Linked DNA regions of Homo sapiens: all the other regions are linked to region 2. The links are chromatin contacts, found by Hi-C or POLR2A ChIA-PET in ENCODE. All regions are on one chromosome and are shown on one strand. The core of a region is the stretch at or near the end of the contact, and the rest is flanking DNA. Distances in the headings are between cores, read along the strand shown.

Evidence for each region. A loop is a pair of places that touch in the nucleus more often than their neighbours do. ChIA-PET counts read pairs that join two places held with the same protein, here RNA polymerase II (POLR2A). Pooled maps may share reads with other maps.
Region 1: a map of CD8-positive, alpha-beta T cell shows a loop between it and region 2 (7-fold over the local background). The contact joins the promoter of ARID3B here to the promoter of MAN2C1 in region 2. A Hi-C loop is called at or near these places in 2 of 168 maps with a recorded cell type or tissue (CD4-positive, alpha-beta T cell and CD8-positive, alpha-beta T cell), 1 of 37 single-sample maps with no recorded cell type and 11 of 50 pooled maps. POLR2A ChIA-PET finds 5 or more read pairs at or near these places in 4 of 52 experiments (A673, CD4-positive, alpha-beta T cell and activated CD8-positive, alpha-beta memory T cell).
Region 3: a pooled map shows a loop between it and region 2 (5-fold over the local background). The contact joins the promoter of CSK here to the promoter of MAN2C1 in region 2. A Hi-C loop is called at or near these places in 1 of 168 maps with a recorded cell type or tissue (B cell), 1 of 37 single-sample maps with no recorded cell type and 9 of 50 pooled maps. POLR2A ChIA-PET finds 5 or more read pairs at or near these places in 1 of 52 experiments (HepG2).
Region 4: a pooled map shows a loop between it and region 2 (9-fold over the local background). The contact joins the promoter of UBL7-DT here to the promoter of MAN2C1 in region 2. A Hi-C loop is called at or near these places in 1 of 37 single-sample maps with no recorded cell type and 5 of 50 pooled maps. POLR2A ChIA-PET finds 5 or more read pairs at or near these places in 1 of 52 experiments (activated CD4-positive, alpha-beta T cell).

Annotation. Positions count from the first base shown.
Region 1 is chr15:74,539,454-74,542,703 of GRCh38, reverse strand. ARID3B (AT-rich interaction domain 3B) reads right to left here and starts at 1,484. Exons shown (of 9, transcript NM_006465.4): 1 at 1,374-1,484. LOC124903528 (a long non-coding RNA gene) reads left to right here and starts at 1,616. Exons shown (of 2, transcript XR_007064719.1): 1 at 1,616-1,806. RefSeq lists enhancers at 489-548, 1,899-2,048, 1,623-2,164, 2,099-2,228 and silencers at 538-722, 1,239-1,598.
Region 2 is chr15:75,366,970-75,370,047 of GRCh38, reverse strand. MAN2C1 (mannosidase alpha class 2C member 1) reads left to right here and starts at 1,441. Exons shown (of 26, transcript NM_006715.4): 1 at 1,441-1,565; 2 at 1,850-1,975; 3 at 2,414-2,537. The coding sequence starts at 1,465. SIN3A (SIN3 transcription regulator family member A) reads left to right here. Exons shown (of 21, transcript NM_001145358.2): 21 at 1-669. RefSeq lists enhancers at 1,266-1,560, 1,245-1,564, 1,136-1,668 and a silencer at 1,695-1,774.
Region 3 is chr15:74,780,299-74,783,491 of GRCh38, reverse strand. CSK (C-terminal Src kinase) reads right to left here and starts at 1,412. Exons shown (of 13, transcript NM_004383.3): 1 at 772-1,412. RefSeq lists enhancers at 135-710, 1,753-1,822, 1,843-1,962 and silencers at 943-1,202, 1,313-1,532.
Region 4 is chr15:74,459,770-74,462,725 of GRCh38, reverse strand. UBL7-DT (UBL7 divergent transcript) reads right to left here and starts at 1,461. Exons shown (of 4, transcript NR_120377.1): 1 at 699-1,461. UBL7 (ubiquitin like 7) reads left to right here and starts at 1,566. Exons shown (of 11, transcript NM_032907.5): 1 at 1,566-1,689. RefSeq lists enhancers at 47-547, 1,495-1,644, 1,935-2,024, 1,479-2,325, 2,481-2,956.

The DNA of each region.
Region 1 (3,250 bases), core at 235-2,734, 830 kb after region 2:
TGAAAGAAGCTGCACTGCACATGTTGGGACTTGATATCTGCATTGTTCCAGTGTTTTAGGATTGGGTCGAAAGACAAAAAACAAAGTGTCTTTAGTATCTTCAAAAATTCACGGAGAAGTAATCACATCTTCAGCAATAAAAACTGCTTGGATTTAAGATTTTTTCCAGGTTAGAGTAAAAAAGGGTACAATTTTTAAAGCTAGGCCAATTAGTAGAGATTAAAAATTCTCATTTTCTGTTTATCTTATAGCCCTGTTTGTGCCTTTTGTGTTCTGTGAAAGATTCGCATTCCAATTTGCCTCTTACTGCCTTTACTTCCTCTCTTGGCACTTCAGAAAGTGTGAGTTACGCTTGCAGCAATACTTTCATTCTGCTTTAGCTCTTCTTACAGTGTAAAAAAGCATGACAAGATTTACATCCACATTAAATTCAGTTGGCAAAAGTGTTCATTTAAAATGAAAACAATTTGGGTCAAAGAAAATTACAGAATAAAGCAAATAATTCGGTGTTCATTTTAAATGTCCTCATAGTCATTACAGTCAATCAATCACGATCGGAATAACTTCTCAACCAAGTCCTGCCAGTCACTGAACAACTGCTTCTTGTCTTGTGGCACCATCTTCTCTGAATGCTGTCCCCAGCAGAGGGGGAGGTGTCCCTCCCACAGCCTCTTATAGTAAGACTGAGATGACTCAGTTCTACAACTCAATACACACACCCTCCCCCAAAGAGCCCATTTTCCCGCAGTCCCTAAGCAGCCAGCGATCCAAACAATGCCACCTGCCTACATTTGGAGAACTTATGTCTCAAATCTAAACCTCTTCATCCCTTCACACGGGCCCCTCCCCCATTTCCCCTAAAGTTCCCGGACCACCAAGCCGGGTACAACGGACTACCTGCAGCTTTGAACCCGGCCTGCTGACCATTCCCCTGCTTTTGCTGCCGGATTCTTTTGGCCCCGGGCCCCTGTAAGCCCCACAGCCCACCTTCCCGGTCACCCCTGCACGCCTCCCCCCATTCTTTATTCACCTCCCCCCATTCAGCCCTATCATTTTTACCTCTACCAACCCTCCCAGCCAATCCGCTGGCTCTTCCGATGGCCCCCGCCCCACCTATCTGCGCGCCCACTCAGCTCCAGGGCCCCTCACCCTTCTCATCGCTTTATCTCAAACGCTTTATCTCAAATGCCCTAATGGGCACAGGGCGCTCGGGGCTCCCGCGGCGCTCTCACTTTCCTTCGCGGTCCCCGCGCCCCCGACTCGCGCATTCCCCTCTCTCTCTACACCTGCCTCGGCTCCTGGCCTCGGCCCCTCCACCTGTCGCAGCCTCCTCTCCCGCCATGCCTGAGGGAGCCCGGACCCGGGCCACTTACCTGTGCGGGGCACTCCGGGTTTTCGGGCGGCGGAGGAGGCGGCAGCTCAGGCCCCGGCGCGGCAGCTGCGTCTCGGACTCCTCCGCAGCCGGGGGCCACAGCCGGGGCGGGGCCCGCACCGGAAGCGGCGCCGCGGGGCTGGACCGCCAGCCAGGGGCGGGGGCGGGGGCGGGGCGGGGCCACAGGGGGCGGGGCGGGACCGAAGCCGGAAGCTGCTAGAAAGGGACCGGGGGGCGGGGTGGGACGAGGCGGAAGTGACTCCTACGGACCGCGCAGCCCGACTGAGTTGTGGGAGGAAGCGAATGGAAGCGGGCGGAAGCCTCGGCCAATGGCAAAGTGCGGACACAGAGGGGTTCCGGTGTGAGCACTTCCGCGGGGAGTTGAAAAGAGCTGGGCGGGAGATCGTGTTCTCCGAGCGTTTTCTATTGCGGAGGTTGGTGTGGCTTGGGCGGTTGGCTGGGAGGAAAGTAACTAAAGAGCAGAGGAGTGTAGGGTTTGCCGTCGCTTCGGTCCCCTCCTCAATCTCCTGCCTTCAAGCCGGTCTTCCTCAGAGGTTCTCGTGTTTAGATCAGCTTGTCTCTAAACTTCTCCGCTCCTTCCTGGGACAGAGACCTGGCTGTCCCGAGAATGTTGCGTCCCTTGAAACTTTCTCACATGAATTAGTATTCTCAGGTCTCAGTTTGCAGAGGTCGGGATTATGTGCCAGGTGCTGTCACCTCTTGTAAAAACACTTGCTTCTTCAGCCCTTCCCCTTAGACTCTGTCACCTACTTCACCCCGTTTGGAGATAATCTGCCGATCTGTGTATCCAGCTCCTTGTCTGTCTCCCGTCTGACCATCTTTGATAATTTCAGAGCCTATGTGGCCAACCCATTCAACATCGGGCCTCGTCTTTAGCGACCCTTATATCAGCCTCCCAATCCCAGTTAAAACCTGGACCTTGTCCCTCCAAACGCTATCGCGTCACGACTCAGTAATTTGAACAACCCTCTTTTCAACCACAGCCTGCTATTCTCTCAGCTTGACTACTTTTGAATTATAGGCCTGATGCAGTAGCTCACGCCTGTAATTTCAGCACTTTGGAAGGCTGAGGCAGGCGAATCTCTTGGGCCCAGTAGTTGGAGAGCAGCCTGGGCAACAAGGCGATACCCCATCTCTACAAAAAATACAAAGTTTAATGAGGCGTTTTGGCGCATGCCTGTGGTCCCATCTACTCGGAAGGCTGAGGTGGGAGATCACCTGAGCCCAGGAGAGGCGGAGGTTGCAGTGAGCCATGATTGTGCCACTGCACTCCAGCCTGGGTGACAGAGACACTGTTCCCCCCCCCCAAAAAAAATAGAATTACAGCATAACTGTTATTACTGTTATTTCACTTTTTTTTTTTAGAAGGAGTCTTGCTCTGTCGCCCAGGCTGGAGTGCAGTGGCGCAACCTCAGCTCACTGCAACCTCCGCCTCCTGGGTTCAAGCAATTCTACTGCCTCAGCCTCTCGAGTAGCTAGGATTACAGGTGTGCGCCACCAAGCCAGCTAATTTTTGCATTTTTAGTAGAGACAGGTTTCGCCATGTTGGCCAGGCTGGTCTCGAAGTCCTGAACTCAGGTGATCCGCTCGCCTCGGCCTCCCATAGTGCTGGGATTACAGGCGTAAGCCACTGCACCCGGCCTGTTCTTTCACTTTATCAGAGCAGAGCATCTAATCGGTTGAAAGCCTCTACTTTATCTCTTATACATTAATCCCCTCTTCACTTCCTTCCTTATCCATTTTAGATTCAGTGGTACATTAATACAGTCCTGCCCCTACTTAATCTTAATCCCACCACAACACTCCTTTTTCCCCAACGAAATCCCTCACCCTGGATGGACCTATGTGTTTCTCCTT
Region 2 (3,078 bases), core at 192-2,691:
AAACTCCTGGCCTCAAGCTGTCCTCCCACCTCGGCCTCGCAAAGTGCTGAGATTACAGGTGTGAGCCACCCTGGCCTGATTTTAGGCTTTTTTTGTACTGGGGAGAAGAGACTGTGAGCCAAAGTGTAGGGTGCCAAAAAGAGCTTTGTGGGATGAGATTTTAGGGCAAAGCTGGGGCAGTGTCTGACTTGGCGGTGGTCATGTGTACTGATTTAGGGGAAAGATCTTGAGGTTTTCTCAAATAATTCACCTATCCCCGTGTTCCCTCAAGAAAGGTCATGTTGACCTGGAACCATAGGGGAAATTGGTGGGGTGTGATCAGGGTCAGCCCCAGCTGTTGCTGCCCCTGCAGTGTTTTGTCCAGAGCACTTGCCTGCAGGTCAGGATAGGATTTCAAGGCCAGTTCAGGAGAAAGTCCCAACCCACCAGTGCAACCAACAAAAGAGTAAGTTTTACCTACAGCCTGGGTTTTCACAAGTAGCATTTTTATTCCTCCTGCTGTCTGACATCTGAGCTCCAAGCTCTAAACCCAACCTGTATTATATGCAGCAGCAGGTTATCTTTGTTTTAAATCACATTTGTTATTCTGTACTTAGTCACCTTTCCGTGTGATCTGCATTTGAAATGTTGTAAACTTGGTCAGTATTTCCATTAAAATATCAGGGCTAATCTTGTGTATTTTTTTTTGTTCCTAATGATTTTATAGACAAAGACTCTTGGCAACCCCAGGAGAAAAAAAATAAAGCTGTCAGTGGAGTACTAGGGATGAGAATGAAACTGGAGGTCTGTTTCTGGTATTATGGCTTCCCGGGACTCTACAGTCCTGTATGGTGAAATACATTTTTCCATTGGGATCGTCAATGCCATGACTGTTCTGCCACCTCAAACTCCAGAGTTTCTGGTGATGTGCAAGAGTTAGCAATATACATTCAGTAAAGCGTGTAATCGAGTAAGTCGTAGTAACTTGGGCGTAAAGCTCTACCACCCTGCTCACTAACACCCTGATCTCCGTCCGGTATGAAAACACCTATTCCGGGTAGTCTGGCTCCACGTTAAGCAAACACCACTTTCCGTGTTCACCGACAGCTAGAGCCAGAGGTCTCCCGGTTGCTGCTTCTGAGGCTGGGTCTGCAGCAGCTGAGGCTCCCGCCTGTCTTGCCGAATGGCCTAAGTCTCTGTCTTGAGACTTTCGAGAGTTCTAATCGTCAAATTTCCCATTTTATTTTGAGATTTTCCCTGCGGCCCACTATTTCGGACAACATAGGAGAGCCTCAAAAACAGTTTCTAGCTTCCAACTCGGCTCAAAGTTCAGACAGCAGCTGGGCTTCCGAGAGCCGCCGGTGTTCCAAGAAAAGCTGCCCGGGACTGGGAGGCGCCCTCTGGACGCCGGAACCTTTGGTTTCCTGCCGTGGAGCGGAACGGTAGCGCCAGGGGCCTTCCGGAAAGAGGAGCGAGAGCCCGGCGATGGCGGCTGCGCCGGCCTTGAAGCACTGGCGCACCACGCTGGAGCGGGTGGAGAAGTTCGTGTCGCCGCTCTACTTTACCGACTGTAACCTCCGCGGCAGGTGTGGCCCCTGGTCCCCCGCAGCCGGCCGACCGCAACCGTGCGCCTCAAGCTTTCCTTCCGGGGAGAAACCTAAGCTGCAGCCACCCGGGCCGCGGGACAAAGTGCCCGCCGCGGGCAGGGCAGGGGCCGGGGAGGAGGGGGTAGGGAATGGACTGTGCCGCGGAGCGGCCAGGCAGCCCTCTTGGCGGAGGATCCAGGGAAAGTGCGGCCCCACCGGCCAGCTGGCCCCCAGGCGGAAACGGGGCGGCCTCCAGCATGTGCCCACCGGCCCGTCCCACGCAGGCTTTTTGGGGCCAGCTGCCCTGTGGCTGTGCTCTCCAGCTTCCTGACGCCGGAGAGACTTCCCTACCAGGAGGCAGTCCAGCGGGACTTCCGCCCCGCGCAGGTCGGCGACAGCTTCGGACCCACGTAGGTAACGCCCAGCGGGTGGGCGGGGCCACAGGCCTAGGGGAAGTCCCAACCCAGCTCCCAGCCACACCTTCGTTGTCTGCCCTCTGCCGTAGACAACTACGTGGGATCGAGCAGCACCCTCTGCTGGGAGCAGCACCCTCTGCTGGGAACAGCTCTCTGGTCCCTGGGTCTTCAGGGGATGGTTTTCATTCCCACGTGGCCGCCTCTGGACATCCCTTAGGAAGGGCACCCTAGGGATCACGAACCTTTGACGCCTCTGCCTGTTTCCCTCATCTTGCTTCTCACCTTGTTGCTCCTTTCTTGTGACTCAAAGCTGAGTACCTTGTGACACTGCAGATGCTTGGAGAGTTTCAAGCCCCTGCCGACACTTTATCCAAGGAAGGATATCAGGATAGGACTTCTACCTCTAGGCCTATCACAACAGCTCTCTTGCAGATGGTGGACCTGCTGGTTCCGGGTGGAGCTGACCATCCCAGAGGCATGGGTGGGCCAGGAAGTTCACCTTTGCTGGGAAAGTGATGGAGAAGGTCTGGTGTGGCGTGATGGAGAACCTGTCCAGGTGAGGAACCCTGTCCTAGGGCCAGGTATGGCCACATTTCAGCCCTGAAATGACTACAGCCCTTCTTCTGTGGACTCTGGAGAAGCCACAGCTGAGTTGCTCTGCCCACAGGGTGGTATCAGGATTTCAGGACTAGGGAAGTTGCCACTTGGGCATCTGTGCAATTGGTCCTTAGTTTTTATTGTGTATAATACAAACTTATAGGAAAACATTTCAAACAGTTCTAGATAAAGTAATGGATCTCTCCTTATCACCCATCCCATTCCCCAGCTATAACCACTGTTAAGTGTCTTATTCATGCTCCACCCTTATCAGGTTTAGTCCTTATACTCCTATCTAGTAGGTCTTTATACCCATTTACAAATTAAGAAACAGATGTGTAGTTGACTCACTCAGGTTCACACAGCTTCTATTTCAAATTGGACTGACTCTCAATCTGGGGTTAAGACTGTTCTTCCTGGCTACAAGAAGGCAGAGACCATCCCTTCCTCCCTTCACTGGCTCAGCAAATATCTCCTGGTGTCCATTCTGGGCCATACCC
Region 3 (3,193 bases), core at 163-2,662, 590 kb after region 2:
CCCTTTGAGCCTCGGTTCCCGGGTGTACAAAATGGGCGGGGAAGTGAACTGGTAGTTAAGCTCCAAAAAATCTGCTGGCTGGACACACCCCTTCCTGACACCTGGTCTGGGCCACAAAGAGCCTAGGAGAATGGGCTGCCCAGGGTGCCAGAAGGTGGGGGCATGGTGCTAATGCTCCGTTACCTCCCCCCGGGCAGAAGGCCTGCCCAGTTTCCCACCCAAAGATCCCTTGGCTTAGGCCTGGTCTTCTGAGAGGCCAAGGGTGACAGGCTCAGTCCTAGGACCTGGGCTTCTAACTGCTCACCCGAGGTGGCTGGGCCCTGGGCTTGCTTGCAGCCCGCAGGGTCATGGTGGGGTAATGAGGGAGGGGTCAGAACCAAGCAAGCCAGGGCACCTGCGGGGAGGCCCTGTACAGGGAAGGGCAGGGGAGTCCAGCACTCTCTCTAGGGACCTGGCCCATACGGATCCTCTTCCTCCAGACTCCAGCCACCTCCTACTCTGAGCTCCACAGAGGGGGGGACTCGGGATGACCCGAGAAGACGAGTCCGTGGAGCTGCAGGGCAGTACCTCCCTCATGCACTCCCTTCCAATTTGGGTTCTGACAGTGGCTCCTGGGAGAATTCGAACCCGTGCAAGGGAGTAAAGGAGAGAAGGGAGAAGTGGGAGAAGAGGGGAATGGGAGTGGACGCGACAGTGGCAGCAACAGAGACTAGACGCGCGACCTCCACCCTCTTCCCTCCAGGGGACACTCCGGGACGGCCAGGCACTCACCTCTCTTGGGGCACTGCGGTCCGGGCCACCTCGCCGCGGGCGGCATCAGCGGCCTGCGGGACGGTCCATGCGGTCAGGGGGGAGGGGAGGGGCGCAGGGGTCCCCAGGGGGTGCGGTACAAAGAGGTATGGGTGCAAGGAGAGGGGAGGAGGGACCGCCAGGCAGAGGCAGGGGGACGGACGCACGGCCCGGGTCGCGGAGGGAAGAAAGGCGGGGGAAGGGGGCGGGAGGGAGTCGGGGGGAGGAAACAATGTAGCCGGCGCGGCCCCGGCAGAGTTCCGCTTCCGAGCGCCGCCACTGAGGTTCGATTTTGGAACGTCGCGCTGGCTGCCGGGGGCCGCCCCGGACGCTCGATCGGGGCCGCGGGGCTCCTCGCGCTCCACGCCCCGCGGGCTCCGGCGGCCAGAGGCTGGCTGGGGCGGGAGGGACGGCGGGCCGGGTTACGGCCCCGACGGCGGCGCAGCCGGGCGGTCGCCCGGCTCGGACCCCACCCCGGCAGAAGCCCCCGGGCAAGGCGCGGGTGGGGCAGGAGCGGGAGGGCGGCAGCGGGCTCGGCGGCGGCGGCGGCCAACCTCGGCTCGCCCAGGGCTCCGCTGGGAGGAAGCTCGCAGGCCTGGCGAGAGGAAGCGCGGCCCGGATCCTCCGCCCGCGGCAGCGCGCCTGCGCGAGGGGGCCTGCCCGGCGCGCGGCGGGGCGTGGGCCGGCGGGGCGGCGCCCCCTGCCGGGCGCCGGGGGCACTGCGGGGGGTGTGTCCGCGCCCACGCCCTGCCCCCACTTGCCGCCTGGCTGCGTTGAAGGCTCCGAGGGTCTCTCCTCAGCCGGCCTGGGAGCAACCTCCCAGCCTTCTCTGGACGCAGCTTTCCCGCTGCAGAAGCGCTGGGGGCCGGGCCTGGGCCCCTCTCCTCAGGTCTGTTTGTGGAGAGTGGGCCTGATTCGCAGCAGAAAGCCTTCATTCATTCATTCACCAACATTTCCTGGCGCTGACATCGTGGCGGAGCCTGCTCTGGAGTCTATTGGCAAGACCATTTCACTACCGTCAAGGCGTTCTCGGTCGGGTGGGGGTAGGCTGACAGGCCGACAGACAACGGCAAGGAAATAATTGATCAAAGTGGAGAGGTGGTGGACACGGTTCCCAGGAGGCAGAAAGAAAACTAGGGCTAACGGGGAGACCTCACACCTCACAGAGCCGGGACCAGGCAGAGGGAACAGCATGCACAAGGGCGGGGAGTGCGGAGGGAGCTTGGTGGCTTCTGGGATCTAAATATAGCTCAGGCGGCTGCCGCTTGCAGTGTGGGTGGGGGAGAGTGGTGGGAGATGGGTTCCTGCAAACAACAGGGGCAAAAGAGATCCAAAGAGCCTCATGGGACTTTCTTGGAGTTTATGTTCAGCCTGGAGGCAATAAAGAAGTTGTCAGCAGCTCTGTGACCTTGGGCAAGTTACTTAACCTCTCTGTGCTTTAGTTTCCCCATTTGGTAAAATAGGTGATATATAATGGCACCGACTTCTTAAGTTTTTGTGGGGAGGGGAGGAAATGAGTTAATACGTTTAAAGTGCTTAGTATGCAGTAGCTGGCACGTGAGGAGCCCTCCGTTAAGCAAGGGCTGTTACATCACTGTTAACGAAAAGCAGGGAGATGACCTGCTCTGAGCCACAGGAGAGGACAGCGTGCTCAGGCATGACAGGGGTGGGAGAGTGCAGGGTGGCGGGGGAACAGAATGGGGATGCAGTGATGAGGGTGAGACCGGGGAACAGAATGGGGATACAGTGATGAGGGCGAGACCAGAGACTCCAGCGTAGGGAGGAGGTAAAGGTGGGGGACTTTCTAGGGACTAGACCCTGAAGCAAGGGTCAGGCTTGGGTGGACAGAGGGAAGAGGCACTCTTGGGGTTGGGGGGGAGGAAGTGGGGCATGCTGACAAAGTCTTGGAACACAAAATAAGCATGAAGAGGCCCGAGGGAGCGAGAAGAGGGCAAACAGCCCTGTGGGAGACGGAGCTGGGAGACAGTGTGGCTGCAGATTGTTTTAAAGAGCCTCGGATGCCAGGAGGAGTTGCCCCCAAAACCACAGGTCGGCCCTCTGACCCAGGGCACCCTTAGGCCGGTTTCCCAGCTGGAGCCAGCCCTTTGGAGAGGGATGTCCTTTGAGGAGACAGCCAGTAAGTTTCAGAGATAGGTGTGGTGTAACAGAAAAAAGATGAATTTGGGGTTCAAGTCTCCAAGTTAAATTTCAACCCGTCCACTTACTAGCTGTGTGACTTAGGGCTAGTTACCTAAGGTCTCTGAGCTGTTTCCTCTTTTGTAAGATCAGGCTCAAAATATACTTCTCTCATGATAGATAGTGCAGATTCAGCAAGATAACGGCCTGGGGGTGAGGGAGTGGAAAGGGTGCTCAGCAGAGCTGGTTTCCCTTTCTTTCCTCTGAG
Region 4 (2,956 bases), core at 212-2,711, 910 kb after region 2:
AGTTCGAGCAGCCTGGCCAACGTGGTGAAACCCCGTCTCTACTAAAAATACAAAAATTAGCCGGGCGTGGTGGCAGGTACCTGTAGCCCCAGCTCCTCAAGAGGCTGAGGCATGAGAATCTCTTGAACCCGGGAGGCGGAGGGTGCAGTGAGCCGAGATCGGCCACTACTGCACTCCAATCTGGGCGACAGAGCAAGACTCCGTCTCAAAAAAAAAAAAAAGTTTTAAAATGAAATTAAATTATCTAATACCATTAAGAGTAAAAAAAAAATCATGAACTGGGAAAGTATTCACAATATATAATTTTGATAAATTATGGAGCTCAGGTGCAAGTAACTTAGTAGGCAGGAGAGGAAGGAGTCTAAAGAAGTCTAGTTAGGAAGGATTACTGAAAGAGGGGGTATATCTAAAAATGGGTAGGATGGGAAAGGGAGACTTTGGGAACAGCCATGGGTTCCTAATGCGCCCACAACATACATGGGAGTTATCCTGAAGATAAACTCCCTGAAGACAGTGAAAGCCATTTCAAAACTCCCCATATAACTTATGAGAACAGAGGGGTGATCTGCCTTTAATGTTAGGCCTTCTGAGATCCTGCGATCTGTTCGCTCTCCTCAGTAACATTACCCTGCTCAATTGCTGCCTTAATCCCAGGTCGCACATTGGAATGTGGGAATTCAGCGTTTACATTTACCCACACAGGATCAGCCTTCAGCTGCTACGATCAACTTCAGTATTTTCATATAATCACTTTTTTCTTTCCTTAGTTCTTGAATTATTAATTCCTTGAGAAGAGTCCAATCAGAGGTAGTCTTTCTTCAGTATTTTCGGTAATCCTAATTTCTGTGCAAAAAAATTTCTGTTCCATTTTAACCGTGCAGAACTTTCTGTTATCTAAAACACAGTTTCTCTATGAGAGTTCAGTGAAAATTCCCCTTCCCAAACTGATTCTATGAATGACTGTTAGATAAGCTTCACCACTGCATGTAGAGGGTGTACCAGGAACCCAAGTTAGTAGCTCTCCTCAAAGACCCAACTTTTGGAGGGGGTCATCGTCTGGTTCCTGGTATGCCTCCACAGGTAGGTCCGCCTCAGGAAGTCAGCGGCGAGGAGCACAGAAGAGGCTGCCTTCACCAACGGACAGCAGTTTTCATCGTGAGGGCCGTCGGCAACCGCTTGGATGTGTCTAAAGGGGCCGTTTGGGAACCGGCCCTTCTGGAGGGAAGGGTCGGAGTGGGAGGGGATCCGGGATCCGCCTTACGGCCGAGTGTCCAGCAGCGCGTTCCAACCTGGCAGAACCGACGTACTTCATATGCTCCTCAGGGGAGCGCGGGAATCACCAGGCTGAAGAATGACTGGAAATGGGACCCTCTCCAACCAAAGCACCCAGACATTCCGGCGCCGGACATTTCAAAGAGCGCGGAAGCCACGCCTTCCCCCAGAACCGGAAGCTTTGCAACTAGCGCCTCTTGTAGACTGGCTGTTTATAAGGGGGCGGGGGGCCACAGCGGGAACTGCAACTCCCAGAATGCAGCGCGGAATTTCCGGTTTCCGGCGAGAGGGCCAGAGTGAGTGTTTACACCGGCGGCAGTGCGGCCGGGTTCCTTCCGCGGGACGGGTGAGGGCGCTGGGGCCCTGGGCAGCGCGGGCTCGATGTGTGTCAGCCAAGTAGCTGGTCCCACTGGAGCGGTGAGGTCGCCACCGGATAGTGTTCCTGCCCCATTACTAGCGATCTGTGACCTTGGGCCAGTGATTTTACTGAGTCTTGCTTCCCTCATCTTTAAAATGTGGCTAATGCCTGCCTTAGGGAACCGTTGTGAGGATTAAGTGAGACATGGTATATAAAACGACCTCCTTCTGGCATAAACTTGAGGTGGAAGATACCTTGAGGATGCTTGAAGGTCTGCTAGGCAGCTTCACAGCCTTTTCTTTCCTCTTCTCTATCAGAGGTCTCTTTGGAAGCAATAATGATGACTATAACAAGAACTTATCTTGCTTTGCAAGATTCTTCCGCCGTCAGAGTTTCTGATTTATTTTCTGGGGTTCCATGTATGCCAGGTATGGGGACAAGGATGAAGAAAACTTTAGTCTTTTGTTTTCAAGGGCATTCAAGAATTGGGGTGGAGGAGGGGGCAAGCAGATATTTGTAGCCCTTTTGTTCTGAGGGGATGTGGGAACAACAGAGGAAAGAGAGGGGACTGAGGTTATTGAATCTGTGTTGGTTTCGGTAGGAGTTTGCTAAAAGGCCAAAAAGGGAAGAGAAATTACATGCAGAGTTAGATGAGCAGAGGTGTAAAATAGGGGAGAGCTTTGTTATGAGTGTGTACTTACATGTTGTGGAGGTCCTTTGCAGGGGTAGGGCTCTGTTGGGGAATGAGGCTGGCAGGGAGTTTTGTAAGCCAGGCGATGAAGTTTAGACTTAATTTATATAGATGGTTTAGAGGTATTGGAAGAGGTCTTTTTCTGGGGGGCCGGGGTGGGGCAGGGAGGGACGGAGTCTCTGTCGCCCAAGCTGGAGTGCAGTGGCGCTATCTCGGCTCACTGCAACCTCCACCTCCCGGGTTCAAGCAATTCTCCTGCCTCAGCCTCTCAAGTAGCTGGGATTACAAGCGCCTGCCACCACGCCCTGCAAATTTTTTCTATTATAGTAGAGATGTAGTTTCACCATGTTGGCCAGGCTGGTTTCAAACACCTGATCTTAAGTGATCCGTCCTCCGCGGCCTCCCAAAGTGACAGGATTACAGGTGTGAGCCACCGCGTCTGGCTTTTTTTTTTTTTTTTTTTTTTTTTTTTGCGACAGAGTCTCTCTCTGTCACCCAGGCTGGAGTGCAGTGACGTGATCTTGGCTCACTGCAACCTCAGCCTTCCGAGTAGGTGGCACTACAGGTGCGCACTACCACGCCCAGCTAATTTTTGTATTTTTAGTAGTGACGGGTTTCACCATGTTGGCCAGGCT